Regions from separate parts of the Homo sapiens genome. Here region 2 is linked to region 1. Evidence: chromatin loops called from intact Hi-C (ENCODE). Cell type or tissue: PC-3. All regions are shown on one strand. Each heading gives the region's core, and the rest is flanking DNA. Links, peaks and the distances in the headings are about the cores only. Region 1 overlaps LRP1B (LDL receptor related protein 1B). Region 2 overlaps LRP1B (LDL receptor related protein 1B).

The links. Peaks named below come from ENCODE experiments on the same cell type or tissue, not always from the same donor. Only the 100,000 strongest peaks of a DNase experiment are listed, where the experiment ranks them.
Region 2: a loop joins it to region 1, with 2.0 times the contacts of the local background. A loop is called at or near these places in 2 of 110 quality-filtered maps.

The regions. Positions count from the first base shown.
Region 1 is chr2:140,645,551-140,654,829 of GRCh38, forward strand. All of the region lies in intron 41 of LRP1B (LDL receptor related protein 1B), which reads right to left. Among named protein-coding and RNA genes, the nearest start is that of MIR7157, 64 kb to the left of the region's middle. In PC-3, for the core only: no CTCF peak of the experiment used is centred there; a DNase peak (open chromatin) is centred at 5,451; H3K27ac peaks cover 1,479 bases.
Region 2 is chr2:140,804,567-140,813,845 of GRCh38, forward strand. It overlaps LRP1B (LDL receptor related protein 1B), which reads right to left. Exons shown (of 91, transcript NM_018557.3): 32 at 9,091-9,240. Among named protein-coding and RNA genes, the nearest start is that of MIR7157, 220 kb to the left of the region's middle. In PC-3, for the core only: a CTCF peak has its summit at 4,455 (motif pointing left); no DNase peak of the experiment used is centred there.

The DNA of each region.
Region 1 (9,279 bases), core at 4,311-6,810:
TTTTTTTGAGATGGAGTCTTGCTCTGTCGCCCAGGCTGGAGTGCAGTGACACGATCTCCGCTCACTGCAAGCTCCGCCTCCCGGGTTCACGCCATTCTCCTGCCTCAGCCTCCCGAGTAGCTGGGACTACAGGCACTGCCACGACGCCCGGCTAATTTTTTGTATTTTTAGTAGAGACGGGGTTTCACCATGTTAGCCAGGATGGTCTTGATCTCCTGAACTCGTGATCCGCCCGCCTCGGCCTCCCAAAGTGCTGGGATTACAAGCGTGAGCCATCGCACCGGGCCTTGCCAATATTCTTGATTTCAAAATTCCTTACCATTTTCAGGACATTCATCAATCATTTGTCCTAATTATTGAAACCTAGTAAAATTCTGCTATTATTTTTCCTACTCCTTATTATAGTTTCTTGTATTATGTACCTTATTGTATACTATTTATAATTATATAAATTTTAGAGTTTAGATAGACTCCAATCAGTCATTAAAGTTCTGTCTGCTATGTAATAATTCCTAATTTCTTTATACAACGCTCAAAACTCAGTTCTCGTAATTTCATACCCTAAACATGCCAACAGAGAAATCAACTCCTCCTTTATGTCAGCTCCACTGATTTTGAAGCTATCTCTCATCCATTAATTGTTTCTTTTCCCCCCAGATAGTTCTCACAGGACAGGGATTTAAGCTCATCATGATAATCCTTCTAGGAAAGTGCTTGGGTCTGTGACAATCCATTAAAAACCTGGCAGGTAGACCTGATCACCGCATGTTTGAACATTAAAGAGAGAAGTTATATTTAGAGTTCTTACGATTGCATAGCAATGGTATGGTGGTATGTAGATCATTTCCCATCCTCCTAATTTCATGTTGTACTAGGTACTATTAACTTAGTGGGTGAAAAAATTGAAGGTCAGGGAGTTAAATGACTTTTCTAAGATAACACACTTGGCAAAACCCAGATTCAAAGTGAGCTCTCTTTGATGCCAGTCTATGCACTTTTTTATATCCAGCTGCCTCCTCTACTCCAGGCTCAGTTCTTCTATAAATAAAGTACACATATAGCATTCATATTTTTTAATGTTAGTTATCTTTTAAACATAAACTGTTAGCTTTTTAAGGTTGAAATAAAAGCAACTATTTCTCTTTGAGTATTTTATATAATCTAGATCTCAATATTGTTTTATTTTTAAAACAAAATGAAAGTTTTCAGCATCATTCCTAGATATATATATAAATGTATATGAGCAAATACATACATATGTGATATGTGATATATATCTGTATAGATGTATGTAATAGACATATGTACTTTTTCAGGTATGAAACATACCTATACACATATATATGTACATATGTATGTGTTCATATTGTATATCATATATATAAACATATAGATTGAAATATTACTTTCTCAATGTTTCTTGATATTTTCTAGACAAATGAAAGGATTCAATCAAATTTATACTCTAGAGAAATATAATCTGGGATTTTGAACACTAATGGGAAGATGTTTCACAATTAAATGAAATAATTCCCTAGTTTTTCTCCGCATTTAAATGCAGTATTCTGAAGTAATAAATCAAAACATACCATATTCATCAACAGTGTGCAAAGTTATTTTTTAAATCTGCCTTTAAATGCTTTTTTAAAAAAACTTGAAATCTTAATGTCTCAATAATGTTTTAAAAATTATATTTTTAATTAAACACCCACATATATACACAGGAGTTCTGCAATAAATAGTCTTTCCAACCCTTTATGCTTTACATCATCAGTGAACCATTGCACTGCACTTCAAATTGTCTTATTTTTTATATATTTTAATAACATCTATGTGTCAGAGTTTCCCATTTATTTACTTATTCAATAAATAATTATTGAGTGTTTACCATACATAAATTGACATGTAATTTATCATCCAAATCAAGACATTTTTGAGAGTGAAGACGGTGTTATTAACAATCATCAGATCAGCAGGCATGAAACAGGGCTATCCTGGGCACCTGGGGAATATGGGCATTCAGTCTAACCATGCACTGGGCACAAGTCAGATGTGGTTCCTGCCCCCATGAACTATTTAGTCTACTGGACAAATTAGACTACAAAGAAGAAAATACTTTTTAAAAAATTATGCATTTTTGCTCATCATCACAGGCCATCAGAGAAATGCAAATCAAAACCACAATGAGATACCATCTCACACCAGTTAGAATGGCGATCATTAAAAATTCAGGAAACAACAGGTGCTGGAGAGGATGTATAGAAATAGGAACACTTTTACACTGTTGGTGGGACTGTAAACTAGTTCAACCATTGTGGAAGACAGTGTGGCGATTCCTCAAGGATCTAGAGCTAGAAATACCATTTGACCCAGTGATCTCATTACTGGGCATATACCCAAAGGATTATAAATCATGCTGCTATAAAGACATGTGCACATGTATGTTTATTGCAGCACTATTTACAATAGCAGAGACTTGGAACCAACCCAAATGTCCATCAGTGATAGACTGGATTAAGAAAATGTGGCACATATATACCATGGAATACTATGCAGCCATAGAAAAGGATGAGTTCACGTCCTTTGTAGGGACATGGATGAAGCTAGAAACCATCAATCTGAGCAAACTATTGCAAGGACAGAAAACCAAACACCACATGTTCTCACTCATATGTGGGAAGTGAACAATGAGAACACTTGGACACAGGGTGGGGAACGTCACACACCGGGGCATGTGGTGGGGTGGGGGAGTGGGGAGGGATAGCATTAGGAGAAATACCTAATGTAGATGACGAGTTAATGGGTGCAGCACACCAATATGGCACATGTATATGTATGTAACAAACCTGTACATTGTGCACATGTACCCTAGAACTTAAAGTATAATAAAAAAAAATTACACATTGTTCTAAGTGTCGTTAATGAAATAAACATGGTACTGAGTTGTGAAATACTGTGGAGAATGTGAGGAGGGGTGGGGTGATCAGATCATTCTGTAGAAGTAATGTTTACACTGAGATATAAAGGATAAGAAAAATGTTGATAAGTAGGAATAGAGGGTGGGGCCGGGTTCAGGGGTAATCTCTGGAAAAGATCTTTCCAGGTACAGGAAATGAAACATGCCACAGTCTGAAGTAAGATAGCTTGAAGAATGGAAAGAAAGCCAGTGGGCTTCAAGTCTCAAGAACTGCACAGGAATGGTGTGAGATCCCAGGAGCCAGATGATGCAAGGTCCTTAGAGACAGAATACGACATATAACTTTAAATTTAATTGTAATGTGGAGCCTTTAAGCAGAAAAGTGGCATAACCCCTCACACAATATCACTCTGACTGTTGTATGAAACACAATTTATAGAGTTAGAGATAGGAGCTGGAGAATGTAGATTATGATTAATGGCCAAAGAAGCATCCTGGTAGTGGGGTGGGAGAGAAACAAACTAACCCAAAATATATTTTGGGGGTAGAACTGATCAGGTTATATCTCTAGACTTTGACCTCCTCAACCCTTTGTAATTCAGGCCAATATTTAAAAGTATCTTTTAAATATCTTTAGTACAGGTGTTTTCTAGGTACATAAAATTCAATCCAGCCAACACTACATATGAGATAACATTCACAATACTGTTTGTCTTCTGGCATTCTCTATCCTGGTAGTGATTTCCTACCTAATTCAAGGTGGAAATAAGAGTTACATAAAATATCCCCTTCCTCCACTTACTACAGTCAAATGGCCATCAATTTCTGTCCATTTCATTCTCTAAAGCTCTGAAATACAGACTTCTCTCTGTTCTTCATCCCTAGCACTATTATGCTTTATCTGGATAGTGGCAATCATATCCTACAAATAGCACTTTCAAGGGGAAAAAAAAAGTTGAAGTGTTCATTCAATCCCATATTCTCTCCAAATTGTCCCCAGACTACATGCTACTGAATGGAAGAATTGGGGCTGATTCTGTAGTTGAAAGATCTAGGAAATCATAGTTTCTTTTCTCTCAACAGCTCAGGACAATTGCTTTAGAGCTTTGATAAAAGACAAGTATCCACTGCTAAAGTTTGCTTCTTTGATTTTCCTCTTTGTTATATGATAATGCCATAACACTTAGCTTTAAACCACATAGTTTGGATGCTTGCCTGTAGTATCAGAATCACATTGGTTCCTCCTCACCAGATCCCGTGAATCTACCAAACTATAAGAATTAGGACTCACCAATAAAGACAATAGCAAAAGCTATATGTATTTATCTCTCAACCAGTTTTACATTTTTTGACTCCTTAAGAAGACAGTATAATACACCTGGATGGTTATAGTTTGGCAATAAATATTAGGTATATTTGTGCTAATGTATCCATACTATATTTTTGTGGTAAAAATATAAATCCTTGAAACATGTCATTCAATTTACTCTATCAACTTTAATGAAGCTAATATAACTGAAGCACTTGTAAACAAAGTTTAAATTTTCTCTATTTTGAGAAATATTTACTTTTATATTCAACTTCTGATCATAAAGAAATATATATTCTAAAAGTAAGCTACACGAAAGAGACAATTTTTCTTAGTGCAAATATAAAGTTTTCCCAAAATAATGTATTGGCAAACAAAGGTTTTTTAAAAAAATTTAATTTCTAGATACTTATTTGAATGTTTTACTTTTTCTAATATAAAAAAAAGGCAGAGGTTAATCAGAAAATTTAAAAGAGAGGAAGGCAATTCAGCTGGCTCCGATAGAAAGTTAGTTAAATCACTTTATTTTTATTTTTATTTATTTATTTATTTATTTATTTATTTATTTATTTATTTATTTATTTATTTTTGAGAAGGAGTCTCACTCTGTTGCCTAGGCTGGAGTGCAGTGGCACAATCTCGGCTCACTGCAACCTCCGCTTTCTGGGTTCAAGCGATTCTCCTGTCTCAGCCTCCCAAGTACCTGGGATTACAGGTGCCTGCCACCATGGCCAGCTAATTTTTATATTTTTAGAAGAGACGGTGTTTCACCATGTTGGCCAGGTTGGTCTCAAACTCCTGAACTCAGGTGATCTGCCTGCCTTGGCCTCCCAAAGTGCTGGGATTACAGGTGTGAGCCACCATGCCCGGCCGACAGTTAAATCATTTTAAAGATTGGCCTGCTGAGGAACTTTATTTAAATGGGAGCTGATGAAAATCCCTAGTGAAGTGTCTCCCACTGAAACAACTTAAAAATCTCAGGGGAAGTACAAAGTGAAAATTCTTGCCACCACTAAATTCTAGTAATATTGGAAAACTTGCTCCCAATAGTGAGAGAGATTTCCCCTCGAAAGTAATTACAAGGTTAATAGATCTAGACTAAAAAACACAACAAGCAGTGAGCCTCTTTAGCCAGGGCAACTCTAATAGAATAAACATGTTAAAGTGAAAGATGGCATGTATTGTTTTCTTAACCCCATGTCTCTTAGCTAGTTTCCAAATAGTAAATCCATATTAACAGCTAGTCATCAGTTAGTCATCCTTAAGTACATGTACAAGTATCACTCTGAAAAGAGCACCTTAATTCTCTTTTCTTCCGAATGGCCTTTAACAGTTCTTTTTCTTCAAACATTCCAGGAAACACCAGAACCATCTGGCAGTAAGTTTGGGAGATAAGAACGGGCAGAGAAGTTCATGTCCTTTGTAGGGACATGGATGAAATTGGAAATCATCATTCTCAGTAAACTATCGCAAGAACAAAAAACCAAACACCGCATATTCTCACTCATAGGTGGGAATTGAACAATGAGATCACATGGACACAGGGAGGGGAATATCACACTCTGGGGACTGTTGTGGGGTGGGGGGAGGGGGGAGGGATAGCATCGGGAGATATACCTAATGCTAGATAACGAGTTAGTGGGTGCAGCGCACCAGCATGGCACATGTATACATATGTAACTAACCTGCACATTGTGCACATGTACCCTAAAACTTAAAGTATAATTAAAAAAAAACACATACAAAAATTAAAAAAAAAAAAAAAAAAAAGAATGGGCAGAAGTTCATCTTATGTAGGGAGATGCAGTTACCCAAAAAGTAAATAGGTAGAGGGAAGAAAGCAAAGAGAGAATTGTAGTTCAGTGTATATTTCACAAAACTAAAATGTCATCGAACCAGATTTTAGGAGAAAATACCACATGACCTAGAATAGTTGCAGTAGATGAGGGAGTCATGAACACTGAGTATTAGATTAGGAGACATATACATCACACCACTTCTGAGCTGAAGATTGGAGGAAGCCATTTCGAGTGGAATGAACAGCAAATGATATACTTTGATTATTGTCAAACAGGTTTGCCTTCCAGGGTAGAAATAACACTGGAAAATAGATAACATGGTTCTAACATATTACCTTCAGAAAAAGGGAAAATGAACTTCATTCTAAAGGCTTAGGAAAACAATATGTTTCTTGAATATGGGTAAGCACAAGAGAATATATTAGAAAATTGCCTGATATTTAAAGTTCATAGAACAAAAAAAATGTAAGTTTAAGAGATTTTATAAAAAAAAGTAGCAGAAAGTCAAAAGGAAAAATGTTTTTAAAAAAGCAACATTTAAGATTAAAAGGGAGATGTTGGAGATAAGGAAATATTATAGGAAATCCAATAATGCAAGTACAAAATTAAAATCTATAATTGATACAGTGAAAAAAAACAGTTGTCATTTTCAAATATTGAATTCTTGATGGGAAAGACAAATTTGAGACATCTAGATAAATTCACAGAGATAAATATTTAAGTGAAAATACAATATGGAAGAAGCTTACTGAATTATAAAATGACTAAATACACTAGAATAAAGGAAGTTATCAAAGATATAATTTTTGACTCTACCTAACTAATGAAAATATTGCACAAGAAAAGTTTTTTAAAAAAGCATATTATCAGAAAAATTAGGGAGAATACCCATTTTTAGACATATTCTGGATATTTTTAATATTTAATAACTATACTCATTTGAGCTCAAGACAGGAAACTAAAGCTGTATACAAAGAAAAGAATCACACTGACTTCACACCCCTCTATAGGACCAAGTTTTACAAGAAATTTGTGTTATAAATTTCTGAGTTTTGAGCGACAAAGATTAGAAAAGAAAAAATTTAGAATCATGAAAGTTTCCTTTCATGTACAAAAGAAAGTTAACAATATTGTCACTTAAACAGGAGCAAAAATAAATTGTTCCAGTACCATATTTAGTTGAAAACATGCCAATCCAACTAAAAATGAATCCATCAGTGTATCTTGATAATGGAAAAAAATAGTTGTAGATTACTTTGTGAGATTACTGAAACCAGTTAAAAATGTTACTTAAAAAAATTGTTGAAAATAGTAATACAAAGCTTGATGTAAGTGTCAAAAGCTATTCTTAAAATTACTTTAAAATAAATACAAAAAATCTTAATTTAAATCCCTAGATATTTACAAAATCTAAGAAAGCTAAGTAGCACCATACGTTTGAGGAATATCTCCAACAGGAAAGACCCAGACCAAAAGAATGAAATGTTAATAAGCATCATCAAGACAATAGAAAGGATGTAGGAAACATTTAACATTATAAAACAAACATAGGATGCTATATGGAATATCCTCAAAAGAGTCCTAAGAAATTAAAATATAGTGGCAGAAAGTTCAAAATCAATAGAATGATGGAAGACAAATTTGAGGAAACCTCCCGGACTATACAACAATAAGATAAAAAGATAGGAAATAGATACTTTTCAGGAATAACAAGTAGCAAAAGTTTACTCCCTTGAATATTTCAGGATAAGGACTGAGAGGAGATATACATATCTCTTAAGGGAATATATTGGTGCAGTAGTGATAAGTACTATAAGCAAAGGAGAAAAAAAGAGATAATTGTTGAATCCGTGGAGACTAGAAAGTTGTATGAAAAAGGAAAAATAGGCATCATATACTAGATGGTTTAACAATCATTAAAATTTATATGATAATAACAACGTAAAGAATGACTATGGAATTAAATATGGTGATATGGTAGAAAATAGGTATTGGGCTGTAAAGTCTGCAAGCTATGTAAGAAAACAAGTTTTTTCATATTTAAAAGCCTAAGATAATATATGTGACCATATTATAAAGAAATAGGGGTAATTTATATGTTATTTATTTATATATACATGTATGGAGATAAATATGCTAAAGAAGCATACTAAAAGACTTTAACTATGGCCAGGCATGGTGGCTCATGCCTGTAATCCCAGAACTTTGGGAGGCTGAGGCGGGTGGATCACCTGAGGTCAGAAGTTCGAGGCCAGCCTGGCTAACATGGTGATACCCTGTCTCTACTAAAAACACAAAAATCAGCTGAAGGTGGTGGTGGGCGCCTGTAATCCCAGCTACTTGGGAGGCTGAGGCAGGAGAATCGCTTGAACCTGGGAGGTGGAGGTTGCAATGAGCCAAGATCCTGCCACTATACTCCAGCCTGGGAGACAAGAGCAAGACTCCATCTCAAAAAAAAAAAAAAAAAAAAAAAAAAGAGAGAGAGTTTAACTACATTTGGGGAATAGTAATGTGGACAGGGAAATACTGGATGAGTAATTGCTATTTTTATAGAATTTATAGAACTACTTGATTTTAAAACTATAAGTATATACAATTTTGAGAAAAATGAAACATGAGTGTTTAATTTTCTTTACCATGCTTTTCTGGATTGTTACACTTTTCTTCAATGAATCTGGATTACTGTTATAATCAGAAGGACTATTAAAAATCTGAGGAGACAACAATTGTGATTGAAAACATCTTACTATTGTGAGCAAATTATGACATTAACAAGGATGAATAATTTCTAAAAATAAGAAATATCTCGGTATTTAGGATGTTTTGTGAGAATTAATATGTATATAAGGGAAAAGGCATTGTTCTTTATCAGTTATTTTAAAGACTGTCAGTAATCAAAATTTGAAGATTGATCAAAGTGAATAAATGGGTCTGACATCTTCTTAAGAAAAGAAACCATTTAATTTTTCTGTACACTTTTTAAAATGCTGAATATTAGTCTCACTTCATCAGTGTGAGGCATTTTCCTCTAAGTGGGAACAGATGGGTTTTATTACTAATTCAGAAGATTTTTTTTTCCCCGATAACACAGACTGACACTATAGATGGGATTTCCCAGGCTTATTTCATTTTTGGCCATATGTTTAAGAGAAATTATGCTTACTCATAAGAGACGAGAAGGGATGCTAAGTAAAAATGGATTTATTTGACATCTGAAACTTATCACAAAGGGTCTCTTACTATCCTAAAGAAAC
Region 2 (9,279 bases), core at 3,164-5,663, 160 kb after region 1:
AGAAGAAATAAACATACATTTTAAAAGCTTATCATTGAGAATTCAGCTGAAAAAGCTTAAGAGTTAGTGTAGGTAAAAACTAATTTTTTTTTTTTTTTTTTTTTTTTTTTTGCCATTAGCTGTAACTCACATTTTTTTCAGTTATCGGAGAGGTTAAACAATTGTAAATACTTTATCATACAATGTCTAGAGGGAACATTTGAAACCTTTAATCCCCAAAAATATGAACACTGTATTCATTCTTGAGCAACTGAACATGACATTCTCTGACATGCAGATGGTGTCTGAAAGTATTTTAATCTGACAGCCTTGACTTTCCCATGGGTAAACTACCCATGTGCCTTGAATCTCCATAGCAGCTATTGTGATAACTTCAAGTTTGTGAGGTGAGCCCACAGAAAGTATGAACAAATGTCCTTAAGGGTTATGTTTGCTAAAGCCTTTCAAGGGCTCCCTAAAAGACAAATGATGAGCTCATTTGGTTCACATTGATTGAAAACAAATGTTGTGTGCATAACCAGATCAACAGAGCCAATGTTTTTCTGATTATTAGACTGTGACATGAGTCTGCAAATACACACAGGACCCACCTTTTTTGACTGATCCCCATAGTAGCCAAAATTTAATCTCTTTTTAATGTTTACTTATTAATCCCATCCTGGAAAATTGCCACTTGAAACAGGTCAATAGTATAATATATTAAAATTGTGATAAATAGAAAAATTTAGCAGAGAGCTTAAATATCTATGGAAATTGTGTAATTAAAGGCTGGTGGTTTTTTTGCCTTTACCTGTGACTCAAAGTTTCTTTCAGTTCATAGTGAGGATAGCCAATTGCAAGTGATTCTAAGATTTGATGGTTGTTGGAGATAGCTACTCAGATATTTATAGGAAGCACAAACCTATTCTAAGACAAATTAAGCAGTTTTATGTTGTAAACTCCCACCAAATTCTTAACTAAAAGTTGAAATACTTTTGCCTAACTTATGAAACAGATTAAAATGAACTCTGATTAGCATAACTTCACAAATGAACTTTTTTATTTGTAATTTTTATGTTCTTTTGTATTGCTTTAACCAATATAATCATTTATTTAAAACTAAATCCTATTTTATTTAAAACTAATAGTTTGATCACTAATGGATGGATCAACACATTAGTGATAAAAATCATGCAAGGTTAAAACTTTAATGGCAAAATAACAATTACTTTTGCACCAACATATAGAGAAATAGATAAAGAGATATATATAATGGATAGATAAGAATTATATATGTGCTTGTGTACGTATGTGTGTGCATATATATATGGATGCATACATACACACACACATATAATAGACTGAATATTTGTGTCCCTCAAAAATTCATATGTTGAAATCCTAATCCCCAATTTGATGGAATTGAAGAGTGGGATCTTTGGAAGGTAATTTGGTCATGAGGGTAAAGACCTCATGAATGAAATTAGTGAACTTATAAAAGGATCCCCAGAGAGCTCTTTCTCTCTCTCTTTTCTCTCTCTCATTTGTTTCCATGAGAAGATATAAAAAGTAAGCAATCTATAATCTGGAAATGGGCCCTCACCAGAACCCAACCATCCTGGCACCCTGATCTCAGACTTCCAGCCTCCAGAACTGTGAGAAATAAATTTCTGATGTTTTTAAAGCCTCTCAGCCTATGTTAATTTGCTATAGCAGCCCAAGGTAAGACATACAAATATATAAATAAAAATATATATATGCATACACCTTGACACTCAAGTAGTATATGTCATGATAATTTTAGATTCCTTACCTACAAATATCATGGCAAATACAACTTCCAAAGATCATTTAGCGCCATAAAACAACACAACAACAAAAAGCATATACGGAATGATATATAAATGAGAGCAACTGTGCATATAGTAGAATAGCAGAGAATAATGAATAAATAGCTCATAGGTGTGAGTGAAGGGTGGAGGGTAAATTCAAACTCATACCCCTTATAGGGCCCAGGGCTCAAACTCTTGACCTTGACAAATTACTACATGACTCATTTTCATAAACAATGTCAAGAGCATCTGTGATTAAATGATATGCTGACCATTAAGTACATAATTGTCAGTGATTCTCTATTTAGACATACTGACTTCAAGTTTCCTTAAATATTATTCATACCCTCAGTTCTATTTTAAAGCTATGATCCATTTACACCAGCTCTTTCATGCCCCACTAAAAAAGTACAAAATACAGATAAGCTATCATCCTTCTATTTCGTGAATTCCGTCATAATTTTCAACAAGAAATAAGACTATTGTTTCTGTGACAATATTTGTTTTACATGTGTATTTTCTCTTATCTCCATGAATTGATTTGTTCAACTTTCTCTTCAGTGTAAATACAATATATGCAGTCTGCTCTCAAACTGCATATGCAGAAGGGAAAGAAATATGTTAAATAAAATCCATAAATAACCCAGAAAGCCTAATTTTAGTCAATAGTTTTAAAGTCCTGCTCCTCATAAAGGCACTAAAAACTGAACAGTGACTTGATTAACTTGAGTTCGCCTCACTGTCTCCTGCAGGCATTAGTGACCAGGAAAATGTCAAAAGTTGTGAGGAAAAAGATAAATAAAAATTAAAAATCCCTGTAACTGAATACTAGGTAATCAATAGTAAAACATTACATAGCTGACTGTATACTATTTTATAGCACAAATCGTTTAAAATAATGTAGGAAACTGTTTTTACCATATCATTATCTCATAAAACAGAAGTTTTTTTAAATTTGTGTTTATTTATTTACTTTTTTTTTAGACAGAGTCTCACTCTATCACCCAGGCTGGAATGCAGTGGCACAATCTTGGCTCACTGCAACCTCTGCAGCCCGGGTTCAAGCGATTCTCCTGCCTCAGCCTACTGAGTAGCTGGGATTACAGGCACCCGCCACCACGCCTTGCTAATTTTTTTTTTTTTTTTTGTATTTTTAGTAGAGATGGGGTTTCACCATCTTGGCCAGGCTGGTCTTGAACTCCTGATCTCGTGATCCACCTGCCTCGAGCTCACAAAGTGCTGGGATTACAGATGTGAGTCACTGCTCCTGGTCAAACAGAAGTATTTTTATAAAAGAAAATTCCATAAAAAAAATTTGCAAAATACTTAGAAAAAATATCTAAGAGAAAAGGTTGTCAATATAATTTTAGAGCAACTAGTTATTACTGTATATTAGAAAGCAGAAACTTTTGTATTTGCCAGCTCTGACAGTTAGGAAAACTGACAAGATCATCTTTAAAAATGGAGAAGATGGGAGGCCAAGGTGGGTGGATCACCTGTGGTCAGGAGTTCAAGACCAGCCTAGCCAACATGGTGAAACCCCGTCTCTACTGAAAATACAAAAATTAACCGGGTGTAATGGCGCATGCCTGTAATCCCAGCTACTGGGGAGGCTGAGGCACAAGAATCATTTGAACCTGGGAGGTGGAGGTTGCAGTGAGCCAAGATTACGCCACTGCATTCCAGCCTAGGTGACAGAGTGAGACTCCATCTCCAAATTAAAATAAAATAAAATAAAAATAAAAATGGAGAAGAATTTGATGTTCAGAGCTATAGGTTGGTCAGCTTTTATCTAGCAACTTGAAAGGTGTTAACAGTCCTCATTAAACAGTCATTGCACTGTCACTGGAGAATAGGAGAAGCACAGGCAATACACTATTTGAGCCATGACAATGTTAGAGGATTTCTATCTTGGAAAATTAACCTTATCACCTGGGAAGATTTATTTTAATGTAATTATGTTTTATATTTTTTTAAAAAACAAAACATTTAAAAAATAATATAAAAACTGTAAAATCAGCAAAATGTTAAGCAGTTGTTAGTTCACACAGCATTCCTTCAATCTTCTCTCACTGTCTCTTCAGATCTTTACTCAGAAGTCACTGTCTTGGCAAACTCTTGGCTACTCAGCCTCAAATTTCACCCCATAAACTTCCTTATCTATTTTCCCTGATCTGCTATTTTTTCCCTTAATATTCAACTATCATACTATACGTTTTACTCATTTATCTGCTTTATGGTCTGTCTTCCATGTTACTATGCAAGCTGGGATTCTTGCCACCATGTATATCAGCAGCTGGCACATAGTGAGCACTGATAAATGCTTGCTGAAAGAATGAAAGAATGAATGGCAATAGATATTTATTGCTGTTAGGGGTGCAAGTTCTACAACAAGTAGTTACATTGCCTTGTTAGGAGTTTAACTCAAATAATAGTTACACCTGACATTAGTATGTCCTTAATTTTTATTTACCCCAGGCAGAATACAAGCTCTGTTCAAACACCACTAGAAAACCTTCGTAGAAAATCCTGTATCCTGTTCTCCACAGAAGGGGCTTATTCTCCTCTGTATACTATACCAGCTCTACCAGGTGACTTTTTTTTTTCTACTAAAGTCCCCTCTAGTGGTACAGTTGGGTGTTGGCTGCCTTAATTCCATCCTTTTCTCTCAGTAACTCAATGTCACCAGTATAAATGATGACCAAACCAGAGGTGACACCTGCTGCCCTCTGTGCTGAAGCAACAACAGAAGGTTATTGTAGAGATTTTTGTTGTTGTTTTTTTGTAGAGTGTTTGGCTTTTATAGTGTTAGCCTTCACAGCTTTCATAGCTAGCCTATATAGTAGGTTAGTTTGCATGGTATTTTTTTAAAAAAAAATTTTAAAAAAGATTACTTGCTAATAATTAAAAATTGTGAGATTTTAAATAAATATCTGTATTTCTTCCTTCTCCTCAAAAATAAAAGATATGTCACAAATGGTTAATATTCCTTATGGCAAAAATAAGTGGAGCTGAGAGGTGTTCTACCATAAGTGGGACTTTCATTTTTCCCACTCCATCATAATTCCTGCCACTCCCAAGCTAGTTCAGATATTGCAGCCTAGACTCAGATCCTACTTAACATTTATGTTAGAGCTATTTGGTTTTATCACCCCTGACATACTTTACTCATTCATAACCTGCTTAACTCTATTAAGATTTGAACTTCTAAGTCTATTCATAAATAAATGACTGCCCTGTGGGTAAACATATGAATTAATATCTATAGCAGTGCAAAAAGTGACTACAAAACTTAGCACCATAAAACATTTATTGTCTCACATGGTTTCTGTGGGTCTAGAATCTGGGAGCAGCCATGTGGGTGGTTCTGGTTTGGAGTATCCCTTGAGGTTACTTTATAGCTGTTGGCTTGTGCTAAAATCTTGACTGCCTTTCTTCCCACGTGTACTTCTTCACTGGGCTGCTTGAGTGTCCTCATAACATGTCAGCTGGCTTTGCCTAAGGACAGTGATCCAAGAGAGGGCAAAGAAGCTCATGCTTTTTATGACTTTGTCCCCAAAGCCACATATCATCACTTCCGCCTTATACTCTTAATTAAAAATGAGACAGTACCCACACTCAAAGGAAAGAAAGCTAAGCTCTACTTATTAAAAGGAGAAATAGCAAAGTGTTTATGAAACATATCTTGGTTTACAGGTCTTGACTGAGTCATCAAATAATTGCTTTATTTTGATCTGGGTACTATTCTAATTAAAACTAAGAGTCTCGAGCGGTTCCAATTTATAATCCTTGAGGTTTAAAAACTTGTGCAAAGTGTTCAAAGAGATTTTTTTTAACATAGCTTTAGTATAAACTACTCTTAAATTTTTTAGTGAAAGACAAACTTTCAGTTACTTATCATTCAGCACCTATGTAGCCTCTTTGGGGAACTATCATACATTTGTATATACTAATCACTTCATAGTACAATGACTTGTTTTCTGGGTGTGTAATTTCAGGATCCCTGTAGACAAATTTCTTTTTAAACATTTGTAACTGCAGTCTTCAGTAATCCCCTGGATATTGGTGAGGTTCCTGTGTTTTACTTTTTCATTGTTTTTTTTTATATGACTATAGTATTCAGCCTCAGCAGCAAGTAGGCCATCACATTTTTTTTTCTCTTCTCAAATAGAAGGGGTGGAGGTTTTGAAAGAAGGAGAACCCTGAGGAGAAGAGTAAGTTTAAAGCCAAACCAGAAAATGTTATAGAGACTCTTCCCCTGATTCTCTTTGGTAATGTACTTTAAATTTTAAATCCTCAGACTGCTAGGTGTATTTTGGTATGTCCAGTTAACATATTGCCAGTAAAGGCATTACGAGGTTTTTTGTTGTTTGTTTTGAAGCTGAGTCTTGCACTGTTGCCCAGGCTAGAGTGCAATGGTGCAATCTCGGCTCACTGCAACCTCCACCTCCCAGGTTCAAGCGATTCTCCTGCCTCACCTCCCAAGTAGCTGGGATTACAGGCACCCGCTACCATGACTGGCTAATTTTTTGTATTTTTAGTAGAGACAGGGTTTCACTATGTTGACCACGCTGGTCTTGAACTCCTGACCTCATGATCTGCCTGGCCCAGCCTCACAAAGTGCTGGGATTACAGGCGTAAGCCACTGTGCCCGGCCAAGAGGTTTTTTTTTGTTTTTGTTTTTTGTTTTTTTATTTATTCTTTATGTTTCAGAGCTACTCAAATTACAGTGGCAAAAAGGGGTATACTTACACAGCAATTTACTTGTTAAGAGAATTTTAATTTCTGCAAGGCGGGGTTCCTCTACAAAGCTGATGTCATAACAGATTCACAGCATTGACACAATATGGGCATTACGATCTCATTCAAATTTTCTCCTTCTTCCATTTATCAGTCAACAAACCTAACATCTTTATTTTTTGCTAAGATAGATACCTGCTCCATTTTTTGATACTATATTTACAGCATTGAGCTCTGTTAGTTTAGTATTCATTTTCTACTCAAAACACGGTCAGCAGCAATATTAGCAGAAATAAACCTTCATAAAGCCTTAAATATTTCTACAAGGTAACAATTTTATTATATTTTTTTCCCTTAAAAGTCACCGACTTTCCTTGAAATATTATTCAAGATTTTTAACACCTTTCCTCTAATTTACTGAGTTCCTTAGTTATGCTATTTGATAGTTTGGGTTTCATAAAGTACATTGGAAATAAGTTTTTGAAAACATAATGTGGGTGATGATTTAGAGACTGTTACAGCTTACTCAACTACTTTCAGAATTTAAACTCTGCTTATTTTTATTTAAAATACGTACAAAGACATAAGACAAAATATTATTGTTCATTTTCTAATACTAAGTAATATATTCTGTTTTTTAAAAAAAGTCATCTTATAGACACTATGAAACAATTGTCAATAAATTCCTACTGTAAAATAACCTATTTGTCAAGTACAACCCTTTTGTTTTATATATATGTAACTTCTGGATATATACAATGAAAAGAATGTCAATATAATGCTCTATAAATAGCACAGAAATTGCCCAAAGACTCAAAAGAAAATTGGAGACTTAAATACAAGATGATTTCTCTTTTACACATTTAAATTTCTCATCTGAAGAAAAACTATTTAAAAAAACCTGATTCTAAGAAATAATTTAGAAAAAATATATAAGTAAAAGGTATAGCAGAAGGACAGTAGTTTAGGAATAAGCTTAAGCAAATGAAAACCACTAAACATCTGATGAAGTATTCTATCACATATCTGGAAATTCCCAACTAGGGAAACGTAGAGAGTGCTTTAAGGACCAAATTAATAGGCATCAGATGCCAACTTTGACATTTCCATAGAACTCTACTTTTCAAAAAGTACATTCATTTAGAACTTCAAGTGATTCTCACAACTTTGTGATATAGGCAGATATTTTAATGTCTATATTTCCCTATAATAAAAATTGAAATAGAGATCATCTTAACACTTAAGGTTTGTTAAAACAATCTCTTTCCTTCACAAGAGAGAGGAAGACTCATTCTTAAATAAAATTTGCAATATTTAAACCTTGTTCACCTTCATCTAGATATTTTTAATTTAATTGAAAATCAAAGATGATAAAAATATTTTTTATCTAGAAAATGAATTTCCAAATCTGTCTCAATTAACAACTGTTTACTTATTAACATATACTCATGAAAATTCATTACCAAAAAAATAATAAAACAACAACAACATCAAAAAAAAACCTCACAAACCTGAGAAATAGTAAAATGGCTAAAAGATTTAGAATATAGAATTAAAAGGCATAAATTTTTACCTATATAAATAAAGGTAAAAATGTATTCAAATGGGCTTTTCATAAATTGTATAAGTTTTTAAAAATTATTCTGAATATATCACAATATTCAGAATTATAAATATTAAATAATTTTCTGAGTATCATCCTGTAACCGCAAATGCAATTACTGAAATTCTTTGTAGATTAGCCAATCCTCACACCCCTCACCTACCACAAACTTCAGCTTAGAGCCAGCCATTCACTAAATCAATATTCAGCCATCCTCAACAAAGAGTTCTTTTTTATGCAACCACTCTTAACATCTTTTGAAAAATTCAAACTATCTTTTTAAACTGAAACTTACATTTCAAAAATTAGCTTCTAATACCAATATAGTAGAGGTTAATTATTTGCTCCATGGAAGCCATACCTCCCTTTTAGCTTCCTAATCATTTTACTTACCTAGCACCTTTTTTTCCCTAGAAGATTGAATCAAAGAATGGAAATAACACTCAAATAAGTAAAATCTCTACTCACTCCAAAATACTGAAAAGAATTATTCAATGGGAAATTATTTCAATCATTGGTCAAATGGACCCTGTTGTCTTGTCTTTTGAATTCTACCTATGGATCAAGCTATTCTTTATTAAATGGAGATAAGCCAGGTTTGACTTTATTGTGACAAATGCACTAGGCCCTTAGACTTTAGAGGACTGGAGTAGAACACAGAAAATAACAATTGTAAAATAATACAAGTCATAGTAAGCCAAGAATCAGTAACAGTAAAGTTAGTATTGCTAACACTAAGTTTCTGATCTGGATAATCTTATAAGTCTGTTTGCTAAAGAGGAAAAGAAGGAAGAGAAGAAAACCTCATAGAAGTGTTCAATTTGAATATAGTTCTGGTGTTAGTGGAGCAGTAACTTTCCTAAGCTTTTAACAGGTCATAATAAATCAACCCCCAATCAATACAAAGCAACCAAGCTATAGAATAATTTCACTTACCCATGATGGTTAGGGCTGTAGCTTTTGTTAATTCTTCTTTCATTGACTCGATTACTTCTAAATTACCACCATCCAGGTTGCATCTATTTATGGTTCCATTCCCTGAACTGATCCAATAAAGCTTGTTTTCCACATAGTCTATCGATAGACCTGTAATTAAATTTTACAACTTAAACATAATGATAGCCA